Regions from separate parts of the Homo sapiens genome. Here region 2 is linked to region 1. Evidence: chromatin contacts called from ENCODE Hi-C or POLR2A ChIA-PET data. All regions are on one chromosome and are shown on one strand. Each heading gives the region's core, a stretch centred on a gene start or an enhancer-like site at or near the end of the contact. The rest is flanking DNA. Distances are from core to core; before and after follow the strand shown.

Region 1 (3,963 bases), core at 764-3,263:
AATTTTGAGGTCTTTTCCAATTGTGAAATCCGAGTTATACGTGAGAAATTTATCACCTCTGCAGGAGTAAAGACTTTGTCTCAAAATCTTATCTCAATATTATCTCTCATTTGGCCATGTGTAGTGGCTCACACCTGTAATATCAGTACTTGAGGCCAGGAGTTTGACCTGGGCAACAAAGCAAGACCCTGACTCTACTACATATGTGTGTATGTGTGTGTGTGTATATATATATAATATATATGTGTGTATATATATAAAATCATTTGTCGACAAATACAGAGAAGGCTTCCATTAACATAGGCAGGGACAGAGTCTAGACAACATTCTCATTTATCTTATCCTAAAAACTGTCAATCATGTTAAAGGTGGTATTAGAATCTGGCCCAAGCAAAGAAACTGCCATGGTCGCTCCTATTCATGTCCTTTCTACAGCTTTCAACCTGATTTTCCACTCAAACCATAAAGCCACACCCAATCTAACCAGTACAAGATCAGCTAACCCACTCTCCCTAATGCCACAGGTGGTAACACGTCATTTTCAGCAACTGTCTACAGAGACATCCATGACACCTCCCCTCCCTCACTCTTCATATCCACACGATCACCAACTTCTGGCAATTTTCCCTACCTAATATATCTCAAAACCCATACCATTCTCCCATCCTCAACTGCTACCACCATAACTCTAAGACATCATCATTCCCCTCTGGACATCTTGACAGCCTCCTCTTTGGTCTCCCAGTTTCTGTCCTGCCAACCTCTACAATCTCCACACAGCAGCCAAAGTGAACCACACATGAAAATCTAATCATATGGTTCCCCTCCTTAACCCTTTAAAGGGCACCCTGTTCTTAGAATAAAAACCAAAATCCTTATCACGGCCTCCCAGGCTCTGCATGATCTTGTGGTTCCCCACGTACCTCTCTAGCCTCATCTGGAACCCCACACTCCTTAAGTTTCTCTAGCTCCAACCTCATGGGCCTTTCAGTTTTGAAAGAATTTCTGGCTTGACAGCCTTTGTGTGAGTAGTTTTCGCAGTCCTGAATGTGCTTTCTCTGGTTGCCTCCTGCCCACCTTAGTGATCTTAGCTCACTTCCCGTTACACTTTCTCACAGCTCCTTGCAAGTTCCCTTCAGTTCCGTCTTCACCACCAGAAGGTGTAAGCAGTACCTAGCACACAGCTGGCTCTTAACAGTATCTGAATGAACCAACGAATGCACCTCATCCAGCCATTCCAAGGCCAGGCTGCTAGGGGTTCTCGTGGCAAGAACACGCGGCCTGTAGGGAGGACATGGTTCCTTTACTAACGCAGCTAAGTTGTGGCTGTCTTGACTCTTGGTTTACAACAAACTGACAAGTCGAGAATCCTGTTAGACTTAAAGGTGACTCCATGAGAATTAAAAATTTTAGGCAGGGCGCGGTGTCTCACGCCTGTAATCCCAGCACTTTGAAAGACCGAGGCGGGCGGATCACGAAGTCAGGAGATCAAGACCATCCTGGCCAACATGGTGAAAGCCCGTCTCTACTAAAAATACAAAAAAATTAGCCAGGCATAACGGCGCGCGCCTACAGTCACAGCTACTAGGGAGGCTGAGGCAGGAGCATTACTTGAACTCTGGAGGCGGAGGCTGCAGTGAGCCGAGATCGCGCCACTGCACTCCAGCCTGGCGACAGAACCAGACTCCGTCTCCAAAACAAAAAAAAAGTAAAGCTGTCGGTACACTGCCACCCCAGCACTCGAGGGGGCCACCACTCGCTTCCTGGAGGGCGGCGGCCCAGCCCTGGTCCACCCACGCGCGGCCGGGACCTGCGCCCCTACCCCCGTGGCCACGCCCTCCAGCCCCCCGGGCTCACGGCCTCAACTCTCGACCCAGCCCCCTACTTCTCTAGGCCTGCAACCGCGCAGCCCTCACCCCTCGTACCCGGGGCCTAAGCCCACCCCAGATTCTGGGTCATTCGGAGCCCCAGTGCAGCAGAAGTCCGGCTGCGGGTTCACCTTGTCCTCCGGCACAGGGCCCGGCCACCAGGCGCCACGCTGGATAGCCTGCGGCCCTCGCAGGGTCCTTCAGGCGCTCCCTGGGCAGCCCTGCTCGGGGTCCTAGTCCGGTTGCGCCGCGGCGTGAGGTGAGGTGTGAGTTGCCCTGGAGGGTGGCGGGTTTTCCAGGCGCATGCATTTGCCGCGGACGGGACGAGAGGATGAAGCCGTTCTGGGCGCCGGAACTCGCTTGTGGGAACCGCCCCTCGGAAGCCGGCCTGGGCGCCCTCGGAAGCCGGCCTGGGCGCCCTCGGCGGGAGGGAGTGCTGGGCCGGGTGCTGGCGCAGCGCTACGCAGGGTGGCGGAACCCAGAGGACCGGACGGGCTCGTTCAGGGTGGCGGCCCGGCGGGGGCGATGCCCGCCAGCAGAGACACCGATGGAAACCTTGCCCAGTTATTTTCTTTGCCCAGGGTAGTTCCTGGAACATGGTTGATGCCCAGTATTTGTCAAAAGTACGCGGAGGGCAAAGAACTTAAGCGCTCGATAGCGAAGGCACAGGCCCTTCAAAGTCTTTTGAGCTCTGAGCGATACATTAGCATGAAGGATCGTAGCTAATATGGGGGTTGATGAAGGAGGATCCTTGGCTGGAGCCCAGGTGTGCATAGGGCATGAGGAAAGCAAGTCATAACGGCCTTTCACGTGTCATTAGGAATCTGGGCAGCAGGGTGTGGTTTGGGTTACTCTGGAGTCTATTGACGCAGCCCAGGGTGAGGAGATGAGAACTGGGGGTATTCCTGGTGTGTACTGTGATGTATGGAGAGGATGGGGACAGGGAGAATGGATCGGGGGTCAGCTGTGGCAGGTGACCAGAAACTTGGTGACAGGTTGAATAAAGATGGTTAAAAAAAAAAAAAGTGTTTTGGTTTCTTGGGTTTTTTTTTTTTTTTTTGAGGGAAATCACTGAGAATGAGAAGAATGAAAATAAACGATAACTGTCATCAATGTAAAGACTTACTTGCACATTTAACTGACTTCGGTGTCTGCCTACACAGGTGTTGCCCTCTTGGAAGGTTTATCCCCAACTCATGGCTTCTGTCCCTGCAGCAATAAGAAGCCACTTCCCAATAGTTTCCTGATACCCAGTCACCTTTGGGAACTTACGAGGAAAGTTTTTCCAGTCTCTCCGCAGACCCTTGCATCTCTTCTCTTTTTGTTTAGACCCTTGACCACCACCCCCTATTCTAATCTTAACTCCTCTGCTACTCAGTTCCAATCCTAACCCAAGCCCTAGTCCCTAAATTTATAATCCTTTAATCCTAGACCTGGTCTCTAGATCCTGAGCCCTTGATGCTTATCTTCTAACCTCCTAATCCCAACCTCAAATCCCTAAACCTCAACCCATGAATTCTGACCTGATTCTCAAACCCCAGGCCCCCAACCCTGACTCCAAAAATGACAACCCATTACTTCTCCCTACACGGAATCACTGACGGAGTTGTAGCAACTGAATCTGCAGTAGGCCAAAGGACCCAGTGAGTTAGCCAGCAAACTACTCTAAATAAAAGATATGGTGGATAACAGCAAGCCTAAACAAATCTTCCTCAAAGATGAGCAACACAAGTCCCAGTCATTATGACAATACCTCTGTATCTCAACAAAGGGGCTTAAATCAGCAAGTCATCCCAGCCCCTGAAGGAAGAGAACAGTCCTTGTAAGTTGCAAAGCTCTCAGAGGACATGGGTGGCTCAGTAAAGCCCCTGTTCTAGGACACAGCAAAAGAAGCAACACAATAACCACCATGGCCCAGCAGATGAGGGCCACAGCCAGCATCGCCACCCCTGAGTCTGCCTTCCCAGTATGATCATCAGGACTTCAGAAGTCCCAGCAAACCAGTTAAACAGAAGACAAGAACCTTATGTGAAACCAAATTCCAGACAACTGATACAGATGGCATTCCAGAATCTGCAGCATTCCAGCATGCAAC
Region 2 (3,963 bases), core at 540-3,039, 78 kb before region 1:
AACAGAAGGATCGGGGCAGAGCTGGGAGAAAGAGCAGGAGGCTCAGATGAGCCTATGTGATGGGGGCATACGTGACAGTCTGGCACTTGCAGTGTGCAGGGCTGGGGTGAGGGCAGTGGGAACCAAAAGGCCACAGGCCCTGATGCCAGCCTAGGGGGTGTGTGGGCTCCTGAAGGTAGAGGGTTGAAATGGCCAAATTGGTGGTTTAAAGGAACCCCTGGACAACGGTGTGGAGGGTGGACTGTGGTCTGGGGAGAGCCTGAAACCTAGAGAAGGTGGAGTCTGGAGGCTGGGGCAGCATTGCATGGGAGAGAAGATGGCGGCAGGAGCCAGGCAGGGGTGGAAGGAGAGGCCAGAGGGGAGTGCTTTCGGGAGGAAGGAGCCAAAGGTGCTTCAGGGCTCATGCAGTGGGCACTCAGCAGAAGAGCAGTCAAGGAGGCCCAGTGGGGACAACCGGGACGTTCATGGGAGTCTCGAACTCAGAGATACAGACTGGGTGGTGTCTGCCTATTATAACTGGTGTCCTGGGAGAGGGCGTCCCCAGGGAAACCCGAGGCCAGGGAAGAGAAGCAGCCCAGGAGGTGACCCCACACGCTCTCAATATTAAGAAGACAGCCCTTAGGGGAGACCAAGAAGGAGCCACCAGGGAGGCAGGAGGGACAGCAGGAGAGTGGCATCAGGGGAGACCGGGGCAGCAAGAAGGAAGGCTCACCAGTGCCTGTGCAGACAAAGACCAGGCTTGAGGGTGGCCATGGACCAAGGGTGGGTTGGCCAGCCTTCAGTGGCCTTCAGCATGAAGAAGAGTGAAAAGATGGGGTCAAGAAGCGTAGACAACCTTTCCTAAGACTTGGCTTGGGAGAAGCCATGGTGAAAGGCCATGTCTGGAGGGGCTTGGGAACATTTTGAGACTGAAAAAAACAGTGAAGAAGGATGCAGAAGGGGATAGATGGAGCAGAGCCTTCGTCTGGCTGACGGCTGGGTCCAGAGAGCATGTGGTATGGCCTTGAACTGAAAGGGCAACTTGTCCCTTGCAAGAGTGAGTCTCTAGGTTGGGGGTGGCTACTGTCTTCATTTACCAGTTCTTTTTTTTTTTTTTCATACTGAGTCTCACTCTGTTACCCAGGCTGGAGTGCAGTGGCATGATCTCAGCTAACTGCAACTTCTGCTTCCCGGGTTCAATGGGTTCAAGTGATTCTCATGCCTCAGCTTGTAGCTGGGACTACAGGTGTGAGCCATCATGCGTGGCTAATTTTCATATTTTTAGTAGAGATGGGGTTTCACCATGTTGGCCAAGCTTGTCTCGAACTCCTTATCTCAGGTGATCCGCCCACCTTGGCCTCCCAAAGTGCTGGGATTATAGGCGTGAGCCACCGTGCCCTGCCTCATTCATCAATTCTTAATCGATGCCTACAGGGTGCCAGGCAATGCCTAGAGCTGGAGATTTAGCAGTCCATCATACTGACTCCTGAGGAGTAGAAGGATGTAGAATAGGCACCTGGCTCTCTTCCTCTCTGGAGGGATTTAACGCTCTTGAGCACCCCTGGCTATGACAATCTCCGGTCAGGTCTGGGAGGTTGTCAGAGATGAAGAAACCACTTCCTCATCTTGCACACAAGGAAGGCCTCACTCACTGCCCAGCAAGTCCTGTGAAGCAATAGCCAGGGGCTAAAGCAAACCCCAGCCCACACCCTGGCAGGCAGCCAGGGATGGGTGGATCAGGAAGGCTCCTGGTTGGGCTTTTGCATCAGGCTCAGGCTGGGCATAAAGGAGGCTCCTGTGGGCTAGAGGGAGGCAGACATGGGGACCATGAAGACCCAAAGGGATGGCCACTCCCTGGGGCGGTGGTCACTGGTGCTCCTGCTGCTGGGCCTGGTGATGCCTCTGGCCATCATTGCCCAGGTCCTCAGCTACAAGGAAGCTGTGCTTCGTGCTATAGATGGCATCAACCAGCGGTCCTCGGATGCTAACCTCTACCGCCTCCTGGACCTGGACCCCAGGCCCACGATGGTGAGCTTTGGGGGACATTCTGCTCTGCTCTGGCTGGGCTTGGCCACGTGTTGTTCCTTCTGCTCCTGCTGCACTGCCTGCCAGGAGGGCATCTCCCCCTTTAAATGTGGTCCCGTGTTTTCCAGGGAACCTTCTAGAGCTCGTGTCTCCTCCCAGCTCGAGAGCTTCCTGCCTTATAATTCCTGCTGTGGCAGAGATACCCTCACCCCGACCCCACGCAGGTTTTGGGACTTCTGCGAGCTCCAGGCACTAGAATGGGGTCATTGGCTCTGGGCAGTGACCTCCTCTGCTTTAAGTCTCTTCTGTACCACGTTACCCCACATAGGGAAGAACTCTATCCAGACTTTAGGTTCCAGTGGGCATGTCTTGTCCCCCAGGAAGCCCCCTGACTTCCCTTGCCCCCACCCCAGAGTGGGAGGGGCTCCTTGTTAGAGCTCATCTGAGGTCTGCTCCTACTCACTGTTCACCTAGGAGGGTAGGAATGGCTCAGTCCTCCTCCCCTCAATGCCCCAGTGCCAAGCCCAGCACCCAGTGCCCGTCGCACATCAGGTACTGTGGAAAGCCTGCCCTCTTGGTGGGGAGGTCATGGACACAAATCAGAAAATACAAGAATGGGCCTCCCCATTTCCTCCTCTGACTAGGATGGGGACCCAGACACGCCAAAGCCTGTGAGCTTCACAGTGAAGGAGACAGTGTGCCCCAGGACGACACAGCAGTCACCAGAGGATTGTGACTTCAAGAAGGACGGGGTGAGGCTGGGGGCTGGGGGTGTTGGTGGGTGCCTCCCAAGGAGCTGAACAGGGGGCACCTGGGGAATATTTCCCACTGGGATGTGGCTGGGAGGTCATGGCAAATGGTTTCAAGTTTGACCTTGAGCTTCTCCTTTCCAGCTGGTGAAGCGGTGTATGGGGACAGTGACCCTCAACCAGGCCAGGGGCTCCTTTGACATCAGTTGTGATAAGGTGAGTGGGCTGTTCTGGGATGCAGGGGCTGATGGGGGCATAGAGTGTGGACCATCCAATGGGTCAATTAACTACTCCCCCAACCCAGGACAGAGAAAGCCCCTCCTACCCAGGGCTCTTCCCCAAACCTGAGTTCCATCTCCAGGGCCGGCTCTGGAATCCCTTAGAGCGGTAGATCTCCAAGTGTAGCCCTTCCTGGGGACTCGTTAGATATGCAAATTCTCAGGCCCTACTCAGACCTACTCAGACAGACTCTGGGTAGGGCCCAGAAATTCGTATTTTGATAAGCTTTCCAGGAGATTCCGGCTTCTGTAAAGTTTGAGAGCCACTGTCTAAGAGTACTCAGCTCTCAGCCCTGTGTTCCCATCTCAGTGTTGCTGGGCTGGGCTGTGTGACCCTGCAGAGCCCCTCACTATCTCCGGGACTCTGTTTTCTCATCTTTTTATTGGGTGTAGGGATTCAATCACATGCTTCAAAGGTCACAGCCAGAGGTTGAACTGGGGCCCCAAAGCTCCTGCGGGGGCCCACGAAGAGGGGCGTCTAGGTGGGGAGGGGTCTTGGATTGACCCTGGGTACATCCCCGACAAGGAACCTGTTTCTTCCTGTACACAACCCCAGGATAACAAGAGATTTGCCCTGCTGGGTGATTTCTTCCGGAAATCTAAAGAGAAGATTGGCAAAGAGTTTAAAAGAATTGTCCAGAGAATCAAGGATTTTTTGCGGAATCTTGTACCCAGGACAGAGTCCTAGTGTGTGCCCTACCCTGGCTCAGGCTTCTGGGCTCTGAGAAATAAACTATGAGAGCAATTTCCTCAGGCTTCAGTCTCACTTGTTTTGCCTCCTCTCTCTCACCACAACTGAGCCCTTAGCTCAGGGAGTCCACGTGTGAGTGTGAGTGTGTGTGAGTGTGACACAGAGGTGGCGAGGGCAGTGTTCCATCCAGGAGGACACAGGGTAAGGCAGTAGGGCCAAGAGATCCAAGATGGCATTCCCA

Evidence for each region. A loop is a pair of places that touch in the nucleus more often than their neighbours do. ChIA-PET counts read pairs that join two places held with the same protein, here RNA polymerase II (POLR2A). Pooled maps may share reads with other maps.
Region 2: a loop to region 1 is called in a map of mammary epithelial cell, with 6 times the contacts of the local background. The contact joins the promoter of CAMP here to the promoter of NME6 in region 1. A Hi-C loop is called at or near these places in 2 of 168 maps with a recorded cell type or tissue (GM12878 and mammary epithelial cell), 5 of 37 single-sample maps with no recorded cell type and 10 of 50 pooled maps. POLR2A ChIA-PET finds 5 or more read pairs at or near these places in 4 of 52 experiments (A673, GM12878, OCI-LY7 and 1 more).

What each region holds. Positions count from the first base shown.
Region 1 is chr3:48,299,354-48,303,316 of GRCh38, forward strand. NME6 (NME/NM23 nucleoside diphosphate kinase 6) reads right to left here and starts at 2,014. Exons shown (of 6, transcript NM_001308426.2): 1 at 2,000-2,014. RefSeq lists silencers at 1,717-1,916, 2,217-2,436 and an enhancer at 1,997-2,126.
Region 2 is chr3:48,221,706-48,225,668 of GRCh38, forward strand. It overlaps CAMP (cathelicidin antimicrobial peptide), which reads left to right and starts at 1,790. Exons shown (of 4, transcript NM_004345.5): 1 at 1,790-2,007; 2 at 2,649-2,756; 3 at 2,898-2,969; 4 at 3,588-3,780. The coding sequence starts at 1,807. The coding sequence ends at 3,719. RefSeq lists enhancers at 1,135-1,254, 1,275-1,404, 1,415-1,464 and a silencer at 1,474-1,768.